2 separate regions of the Mus musculus genome follow, and region 1 is linked to region 2. Evidence: chromatin contacts called from ENCODE Hi-C or POLR2A ChIA-PET data. All regions are on one chromosome and are shown on one strand. The core of a region is the stretch at or near the end of the contact, and the rest is flanking DNA. Distances in the headings are between cores, read along the strand shown. Region 1 holds the start of Runx2 (runt related transcription factor 2). Region 2 has its middle 57 kb from the start of Runx2os3.

Region 1 (4,716 bases), core at 1,180-3,679, 230 kb before region 2:
TCCCCAACCATTGAGGCCTGCATGTCTCATTATGCATCAAGTAAAAAAGGGGGAGCATGGAGTGGTGGTAACTAAACAGCAATGGCGGGAAAGCAAAGGTCCCCAAGATAGGATTTCTTATATTCAAACGACTGTAGAGTTTCTTGTTGGAAAAAGCCCCACTCTGGGAGCCCCTATTTGAAACATGGGCCGTTTCTCAGTTCTGTCAGTTTGTGGAAGTCCCTTGTTCTGTGGGTTTCCTGGGAGGAGAACAAAATACCCTCTCCCACTATCGACACTATCGATTTCTGGGGACTCTCTGCTCTTCTGCAGTTCCCAACACTTAAAATGAGGGGCAATGAAAGCAAGCCATCTCTGTGGGCTGTGCCACTAAAGAAAGCTGTCCCACTAAGGGCAGGAGGGGTAGGTATGTAATTGAGTCATGACGTCAGGTTATGAATTTGCGAGGATACAAGTTAGTTTGGGTGCAGTTTCTCTCTTAGATGGGTTAGGAAGCCTGGCTTCCTTTTCTAGGCTGGCGTCTATGGCTGGGGCGATTAGTGCAAGGGAGCGCACACACGCGGTGAGGCAGTATTCAGGCTTAGAGCTCTCCCCTGTGATCAAAAAGATATTTAAAGTAGCACCCTTAGGAGACAGCTCAGTAACTCGCTCCACCTGTAATGTATATCGGGAGTGAGCGCTAGGGACACAGAGGCCACCAGCTACGAGGAAGTCGGGTGGGAGATGTGGGCGCCACAGGTAGTGGCATAGAGGAGCGGGCAGTGGAAGAAGAGGGAGACTGAGTGGCTCAGGGAGGTGACTCAAGTCTGAGGGAGGACTGGTGGAAGAATCCGGAAAGAGAGCAAGAGACAAGGAAAGACCGACATGGGACGTGGGCGGCGGCGGCGGCGGCGGGGGGGGGGGGGGTTTGCATAGTTGTAAGTGGTGCAAGCAGAAAGGGGAGGCAGAAGCAGTGACTCAAAGGGGGAGGGCACAGGAGTGCTCCCCAGTATCATCCCTAGCCTGTGAGAGAGCAAGCAGTCACACTCAACTCTGTCCACTCCTCAACCCCCAGAGCGCCTCTCAGGCACAGGAGCACGGGTCCCCAGACCATCTGAGCACAGCGATCCACTTTTTGTATTTTCTAGTCTCGAGTTGCAAAGAGGCGCAAACAACCTCTTTTGCGCGCTCCGGGTACCTTTTCTGGGCCCTGCTGGGCGCGCGGGGAGGGAAGGTCAGAGAGTGGCAACTGCGCTAGGGAGGGTCATGACAGGTCCCTTGCTGAATTTGGAAGGCATTTGCACCCCAGCAGTAAAAGCCCCAAATTAATGGCTACGTGAAGAGCTTTAAATAAGACGGATGGTGAGAAATGTTACCCAGCTAGCCCTCTTCTTTAGTCCTCCTAGGGGACGACTCCCAATTTTTCATTGATTTCACCAAATCACAGTTGCGTCAACTACCTTGTTACGAATCGCCGGGGATTTTGGTAAAATGATTCTATTTGGAAGCGTTGGAAGTTTTAAAATAATAGGTTAGGCAAGACATATAACAGAACATCACGCTGAGAGGTGAGCCAGCCCGATATTGCTTCTGCCTGGTTCTTGGGGTGTATCAGCCTCCGGCGGATTTCCCGGCTTCTGTGGGCGCCGCCGCACGTTGTTTGATTTGTTTTGAAGGCTCAGAATTTGAGGCTGGTCGGAGACACCCACGTGCTTCTGATTCCCATCAGTATAATGATCGCCTCAGTTTGAGTCGTGTCTATATAAACCACAAAAACCTAATCATTAGAAATCCCAGCCTCCAAAAACCACATTTTAGGTAAAAAAACAAACAAAAAAAAAAAAAACAAACAAAAAAAAAACAAAACTGCTGCCGCTCCCCGCACTCCTTCATCTCTCAACCACAATCTTTTGGGGATTCCAAAATCGCCTCCCCCCATAACGCCGGGAAACAAAAACATAAATAAATAATTACTGAACTTTTTTTTAAACTTTTTATTTTTAACCCCCCAAAGTGGGGAGTGGCTAGAAAGACAGTTAGACACTAGACTTAGTCTGAGACGAAGACTACACTTAATAAAAGATTGGGAAATGAATGGATAACCGCTGTGTATTCCCCCTTTCCCAGCAAGCATTTTATCAACTTACAACTTATTTTAATTACCAAGCTGTCATTTTTTAGTTCTTTTTATTAAAAAAGCAACCCATCCTTATTCTCCAATAATGACAAGAAGGAATATATAAGAAAAGTGTCCAGACATCCGTTAGAGTTTCTAAAACTATTTTGACAAACACTCCTGTCACCCATTTTGGTGTCACCTAAGGGGGGGCACTCCCGAAGCCTGTAAAAACCTGCCCCCCGCCCCAACCAATGTGGGGTGGGGTTGGGGGCAGGGTGAAGAGTGCTCAGAAGTCAACGTGGAGACTTGAGAATTTCCCTTCCTCCTCTCCTGAAGTTAACAACGAAAAATTAACGCCAGTCGGAGCAGCCTGAGGCTCTCCCGCTTCTCAGCTTTAGCGTCGTCAGACCGAGAAGTGGTTCCCGGTCCTGAGGGTGAAGTGGGGAGCCGAGGACGCAGGCGGCGATGTCCTAGGCGGGGACCTCCTCCCTACAGCTTCGGGCGCCGAGCGAGCGCAGCGGCGCTTCTAGCGGCCGGCGGGCGGCGGCAGCGGCTGCGATCCGCAGGCTCCAGATCTGTCGCCCCGAGATCCGCTCTCCCCCCGCCCCCACTTACCTCCCGGCACCTTGAAACGCGAGGGGGGCCCGGGGCACTTTGCAAAGAGCAGGAGAGACGAGGCTGCGAGCTAGACGGCGGCGAAGGAGAGGGCGAGAGGAGAAGCCGGGGAAAGGAAGGACTCGGCGGCCGGAGGACTCGGAGCGCGCTGCCGGCGCGGGGAGCGCGCAGCGGCCTCGGAGGAGGAGGCGGAGGAGGCGGCGCGGGCAAGCGACGGCGCCGCGAGCTGGGCAGCCGCGCTCTGCTTGGCGGTGGCGGACAGCGAGGAGCCACACGCACCGCCGAGATGGACTGCTGAACCTGCGGGGCTCCACTACCGTACTGGAACCCGGAGCGGGGCGCCAGCGCACCCAGGACACGGTGCCCCAAGGGGCCCCTACTGCAAGCTGTTAACTTCAAGTCCCTTGCGGCGGCTGGGCCAAACACGCCCCCGCGTCCCGCTCGTTGCAGCCACCGCCAGGGACTCCCAAGCCTCCCGGTGGAGATCCGCGCCTCTCGGGTGTCCCCACCCGCTACCCCGACTCTGTCCGGTCTCCAGTCGCCGGCCCCCAGCAGACTCCGCCCGGCACACGGCTTCCTCGAACTTGATTTCTCACCTCCTCTGTCCCGTCACCTCCATCCTCTTTCCGCCCCCGTCTCGCCTCCACCCCCTCGATTTCCTCCTCCTCGCCCCCCATTTCCACCCTCCTCCCCCTCCCCCGGCCACTTCGCTAACTTGTGGCTGTTGTGATGCGTATTCCTGTAGATCCGAGCACCAGCCGGCGCTTCAGCCCCCCCTCCAGCAGCCTGCAGCCCGGCAAGATGAGCGACGTGAGCCCGGTGGTGGCTGCGCAGCAGCAGCAACAGCAGCAGCAGCAGCAGCAACAGCAGCAGCAACAACAGCAACAGCAACAACAGCAGCAGCAGCAGCAGCAGCAGGAGGCGGCCGCAGCAGCAGCGGCGGCAGCGGCGGCGGCAGCAGCGGCGGCGGCCGCAGTGCCCCGATTGAGGCCGCCGCACGACAACCGCACCATGGTGGAGATCATCGCGGACCACCCGGCCGAACTGGTCCGCACCGACAGTCCCAACTTCCTGTGCTCCGTGCTGCCCTCGCACTGGCGGTGCAACAAGACCCTGCCCGTGGCCTTCAAGGTAAGAGACTGGTCACCCCCAGATCCTGGCCCGGCCCCATGGAACCTTCCCGCCGTGGTCTCGGTGCCCATGGGTGTCCTCCAAGACTCCAGCCTTGGTGGCTCCACTCAGGGGACCGAGGTGGCTCTGATCTACATACCCCGCAGCGGCCACCGCGAGCAGATCCCCCTTCTCACCTGTGCGCCCACTACCATGTAAGCCTAGGTTCCCTTGCTTCTTCATCCTTCAGTCTTCCAGGCGCGGTTCTTGCCTCTTTCCCTGCTGTGAGACTCCTGGGCCCCCAGACGCCCCGAGGCGCCCACTGTGAGCTGCAAGCTTCCTCCCGCCCCCTTCTCCCGGGGTCTCCTCACTCCACACGGGCATCCCGGCCTCTCCTCTCCGGGATTCTGTGCGCTCCTTCCCGCTTTCCCCTTTGCAGACGCAGGCCTCTACCCCGAACTAGGTGTCCCTTTCCCGGATTGGTTGCCGTTTGGCACTCCCGGCTGCTCCCCGGCTTGGCCCGGTTGCCTGCAGGGTGCCAGCACCGGAGGGCGCTTGCGCCTGGGGCGAGATGAGGTGCCAATCGAGGAGCGTAGGTTGAGAGTGCTCAGTAAACTTGGGGATGGACGCGGGAGAGCGGGGACAGACGGGACATTCGCGCCCTCCTCGGCCGGCACTGGTTCCCGTTACTTGGAGGAAGGCGGGGCCGCCGGGGTTTCGGCTTCTATCAGGGCCAGGCAGGAGCAGGGAGTTGCGGGGGGTTCGGGGCTCTGCGCCCCCGAGTGCGGGAGTGATGAGCGTCGGGGAAGGGGAGCAAGGCTTAGGCTGCTTCCCCCCCCCCCCTCATTTTGCCTGGGAGGAAAAGGGAATCCTGTGGAGCAACTTCGGTTGGT
Region 2 (4,388 bases), core at 1,178-3,677:
GGAAAAATGGATATGTCTTGTTTTTGTTTTGTTTTTGTTTTTTAAAGGCAGAGAGACCCTGGTCCCAAATTGTGCTTTGATAATGTGAAGTGACACTAGGCTTGTAAAATGCTTGCATGGGTATTCTCAGCTTCACAGACTTTTATGGGTCTCATTTGAATACCCTTTAACTTTAATTCCAGGACACTTTAAAATGTGTACATATGTGTGCATATGAGTTTATATATGTGCACAAGTACATATGTATATACATTTGTGTAGGTGTTTGTGTATGTATATACGTGTTTGCATGTATGTGAGTACACATGTATTTGTATTTTTGTGCAGTCCAAAGGACAACCTCCAGTGTCACCCCCAGGAACACAGTCCACCTCCTTTGAGGTAGGATCTCTCATTGCTCTGGAGCCTGTCAATCAGGCTAGGCTAGCTGGCCACCTGGCCTCTGGCTCTTTCTGACTTTGCTTTCCAGCACAGGGATTCCAAGTCACCAAGCCTAGCTTTTCATGAGGGTACTGAGGCTAGAACTCAGGTCATCCTGCTTGTGAGGCAAGCACCCTTCCTGCTGAGCCACAAGCCCTGCATCTTTCAGCGGATGCCATTGACCCAAGAACATTTCCTCTCTAAACTCCTGGGAACAATTATCCACATCATGAACACAAACAGGTCATGGCTGGTCTCAGCTGGCAAGGGCTGGCCAGCCCTGGAGGTCACCCGGCTCACACAGGATGCTGTAAGTAATTTACTTGAGTCTCTCCCATTGGTTGAAGTAGTGATGCTGTGCGCCTCTCTAGACCTGAGGGGGATGCTATAAGTGTTCAGCATGTCAGACAGTGTGGATCTGAGGAAAGCCCTCTCTTTCTTCTGTATCCTCTTCTTATTACCTCCTTCTCTATTGTACAGATGCCCCAAATGTAAAGATCAATAAAATCAGAAGTTGAACATTTAAATAATTAAATGATTTAAACATTTTTAAATAGTTAAAGCAAATGATTCTAATCAAACAGGAGCTTAAGTTTGAATGGAGGCAAGGGTTGTTTTGTTTTGTAGATATATTGGATCTACAGAGAATTTTTTGTAGGTATATGGGATATTAATACCACAGTGGAGTCTGGGGACAGTATAGTGGCAGAGTCAAGGAGGGAGGTGCCCTTCTTCCTTTTCACCCTGGTTACCCAGCAGTCTTTGCCTGGTGCCCCCAGGATGGTGGGAGCTGGGAGACACGCTGAGTCTTTCCGAGTGTCCTAAGAGCATCTCGTTGACTCACAGCCAGATCTGGAGGAAAATTCAAAGAAGTCAGGAAATTCCCGGTAGATGCTCTCATTTCACCCTTTACTAACCCTGCAGAGAAAGCATAGGTAGGGTCAGACAGCAGGGTATTTCTAAAGAGGAAAAAAATCAACTCAAGCCAGTTGCTGCTGCATGCTTGTGGCAGGCATGGAGTCTCAATAGGCCTGGCTGAAGTCACAGAATCAGCCTCAGCCCCGGTGACCCGGGGGCCAGCCAGGCCTGGGCTGTTTCTTCATTCTGTCTTTGTGCCTTTTTTTTCCCCACAAGTTTCCCCTCTTTTCGTTGGCTTTGACTCCCCGTAGGGACCAGCATCTTTCCTTTTGGGCAACACTAGATGCCGCACGGCTCCTCCTTCCAGTGGACAAGGCCAAATTTAGAGTCGGGGCTGCTCATTTGAGCTGTGTATATAATTGAGCCTGGCACAGAAGGATATCATTAGAAAAATGGCATGGAAGTACAAGAAAGAGGAGGCCAGACCCAAATTAGAAAAAAAAAGGACCTGAGGGAGAGACATGGAGGCAAGGCCGGGAGGCATGGCCGGGAAGCGTGACTTCAGAAGGAGCCAAGAGAGGAGAAAGTAATGGTTAAAAAAAGTGCCTTCCTAGGACACTTAAGGAAGCTATGGTGGGCACTGCCATCTTTCAGGTCTATGTTAGGTCTTGGGAGCAAATTCTGCTCTAGACTTGTTTGCAGCATGGGAAAAAGGCATATCCAATTGTCATTCATGTACCAAGTGTCTCATTTTGTACTCCAAGATAGTAGAGGGCCCTGGAGGACCTAGGGCTTATCTCTGCTCCATGCTCCACCCTCCTAGCCCCCATTTCCTGAGAATCCTTATGTCCAGCTGTGCAGTCCCGAGCTTTGGGGAACAGAGACCATCATCTCCAGATGGAGATGCAATCTCCAAAATGTTCATCCAAAATGCGGGCAAGAGGTTGGCAAGGGCCACCATGGAATTGATTGGGGCGCTTGTCTTGGCAGAGTTGGTGAGTGGCCACATGTGCACACACCTGTCACCTGTCACCCTTGGCATCTTTGGCTGTCTTTGAGGTTTGCTGTGTGAGGGAGGGGCTTCGGGAGGCACTAATCCTGTGTGGCCAGGCACGGAGCTGCCCAGTCCACCCAACTGTCCTGGCCGCCTTTCTGGCCTGCTGACTCATGCCAGGGTTGGCACAGTGGGCTTCCGGTTGTTTCCCAGCGGCTCGCCAGACTGTCTCTCCTACCAACATTCCTAGTGGTGTCCTGGCTCCTCATGACCCTGGGTTCTAATATTCTTGGGCTCCTTCAGACTACCAGGGCTGGTGGCTCTCCAGCCTGCCTGGCCTTGTTAAAAGCAAAATGCCGCCTTTTACAGCCTGCTCTTTCCGTCAAGTTCACCGGGAAGTCTGCCTGTTTTATAAGGGAGCTGGCCCCTTGGATGATCTTTTGCCTTGGTGGGCAGAGAGCCTGGGCTTCTGCAGGGTCCTCAGGATCTAGCATTGGAATTGTTTCTGCTTTTTTATGATAGTTTAGAAAATGAAGTTCAAAGGTGAGGCGCTCTCTGGGAGGGAGGATTAACTGTGTTCATTTGGGAGCCGTTCAACCCTGGAAACAGGGCTGAGGGACATAATCTATTTTGAACATTCTCTCCCTGAGCCAAGGTCCGTTATGGTGTAGAAATAGCTTTTGCGTTCTGTGCCTTTCTTTCTCCACAGGAAAGAAAAATTCATGGCAAAGAATATACAGGTTGTACAAACACCTTGTATTTCCCACCAAAAGCTATTCCATTTAGCCACATGGAGTCTCTGTACCTATGGGTGTATTCCCAGATACGTGGAGATATCATCCACATACTGAATATACCAGCTATGTTAAGAGGTGGCAGAGCAGCCCTGTGTAAGTGGATAGAAATTTATCTTGGGGCTTTAAAAAAATACCATAAAACCCATGTTGGCTTTAATTGCATGGGGATGTATAAAAGGCCATAGTGGCTAACCTGAGCAGGGGCAGAGGTCAACATTTACAGTACAGTTACATAGGGTGGCAGCAGGAGTTTCTTTTTTTCTGAAATTCAGTCTATTCCTAGAAAAATAATTGCTTCAAATACTGCAAACCTAGATCCACTCTGTCGGTCCTCTGTCAGAGTGTCTTAGGTGCTCAGGAAGGCCATGTGCTTCTTCAAATTTCATCCTTCTGCCTCCAGCCATGAGTTGGCAGCCAGGGGAACCTTAAAGAAGCAAATTACATCTGTCTTGTGCCTACGGATACTCCACAGCAGCTTCCACTACCTGTTTAAAGTTGGCATTCCTTAGTTTAGTAGGCACCTCTTTTGGTTCTCTCTCCTCTCTCTCTCTCTCTCTCTCTCTCTCTCTCTCTCTCTCTCTCTCTTTCTCTCTCTCTCTGTGTGTGTGTGTGTGTGTGTGTGTGTTCTGTGTATGTCTCTGCATATCTGTGTGCCTGTATGTGGTGCATGTAGTTTTTGCTACCCTGCCTGATGTTCTAGGGCTGCTCTGAGTTAGCTTTCATCTCTCTCCCCCAAGTATCTCGATCTAGCTCTTCCTGCCCTCTCCTCTATCCTAGCCTGGGGGAACCTGGAAGTTCCACCTCTTTCTTTCCTCCCAGCCAATAGATAGTGGCATCATTATTGATAGATGATCAAAAAACCAACGGGGGGCAAGGATCATCAGCGTCAGTAAACACAGATTCCCAATTAACTCAAAGATTCAGAACCACTCCTCTGCATGTATGTGGGAGCTTTTGGGGGCTAGAGATTGATGTCCTCTGTTTTTCTTGATGGCTCCTCACCTCTTTTTTTGAGACAGGGTTTGTCTGTGAGCCTAGAGATCATGGACTGGGTCAAACAAGCTGGACAACAAGCTCCGGGGATGTGCCTGTTTCCCTTCCCATGGTGTTGGGATTGTAAGAGTGTCACCATGCTCATATTCTTATGTGAGTCCTGGGGATCTGAATACAGGGCGGCTCACCAAGAGCTTCACCAGCTGAGTTTTCTCCTTCATCCTACCTTTTATGGGAGCTCTCTGCCCTCTTCCCTCTGCCCTCTACCCTCTGCCCTTGTGGGTAGGCCAGCCATTTCAAATTGAGCTTCCTTATATCTTGAGTAA

Evidence for each region. Hi-C counts contacts between places; a loop is a spot of excess contacts on that map. ChIA-PET counts read pairs that join two places held with the same protein, here RNA polymerase II (POLR2A).
Region 1: a map of Patski shows a loop between it and region 2 (2.2-fold over the local background). The contact joins the promoter of Runx2 here to the enhancer-like site in region 2. A Hi-C loop is called at or near these places in 1 of 37 maps with a recorded cell type or tissue (Patski). POLR2A ChIA-PET finds 5 or more read pairs at or near these places in 1 of 5 experiments (Patski).

The regions. Positions count from the first base shown.
Region 1 is chr17:44,734,361-44,739,076 of GRCm38, reverse strand. It overlaps Runx2 (runt related transcription factor 2), which reads left to right and starts at 2,429. Exons shown (of 7, transcript NM_001145920.2): 1 at 2,429-3,844. The coding sequence starts at 3,443. RefSeq lists a cis regulatory region at 1,530-1,538 and a promoter at 1-2,674.
Region 2 is chr17:44,503,045-44,507,432 of GRCm38, reverse strand. It overlaps a transcript of Runx2 not described here. Among named protein-coding and RNA genes, the nearest start is that of Runx2os3, 57 kb to the left of the region's middle. Within about 2 kb of position 2,427, at least 1 of the 3 ENCODE cell types and tissues checked has a DNase peak (open chromatin) inside an H3K27ac peak, as active enhancers do.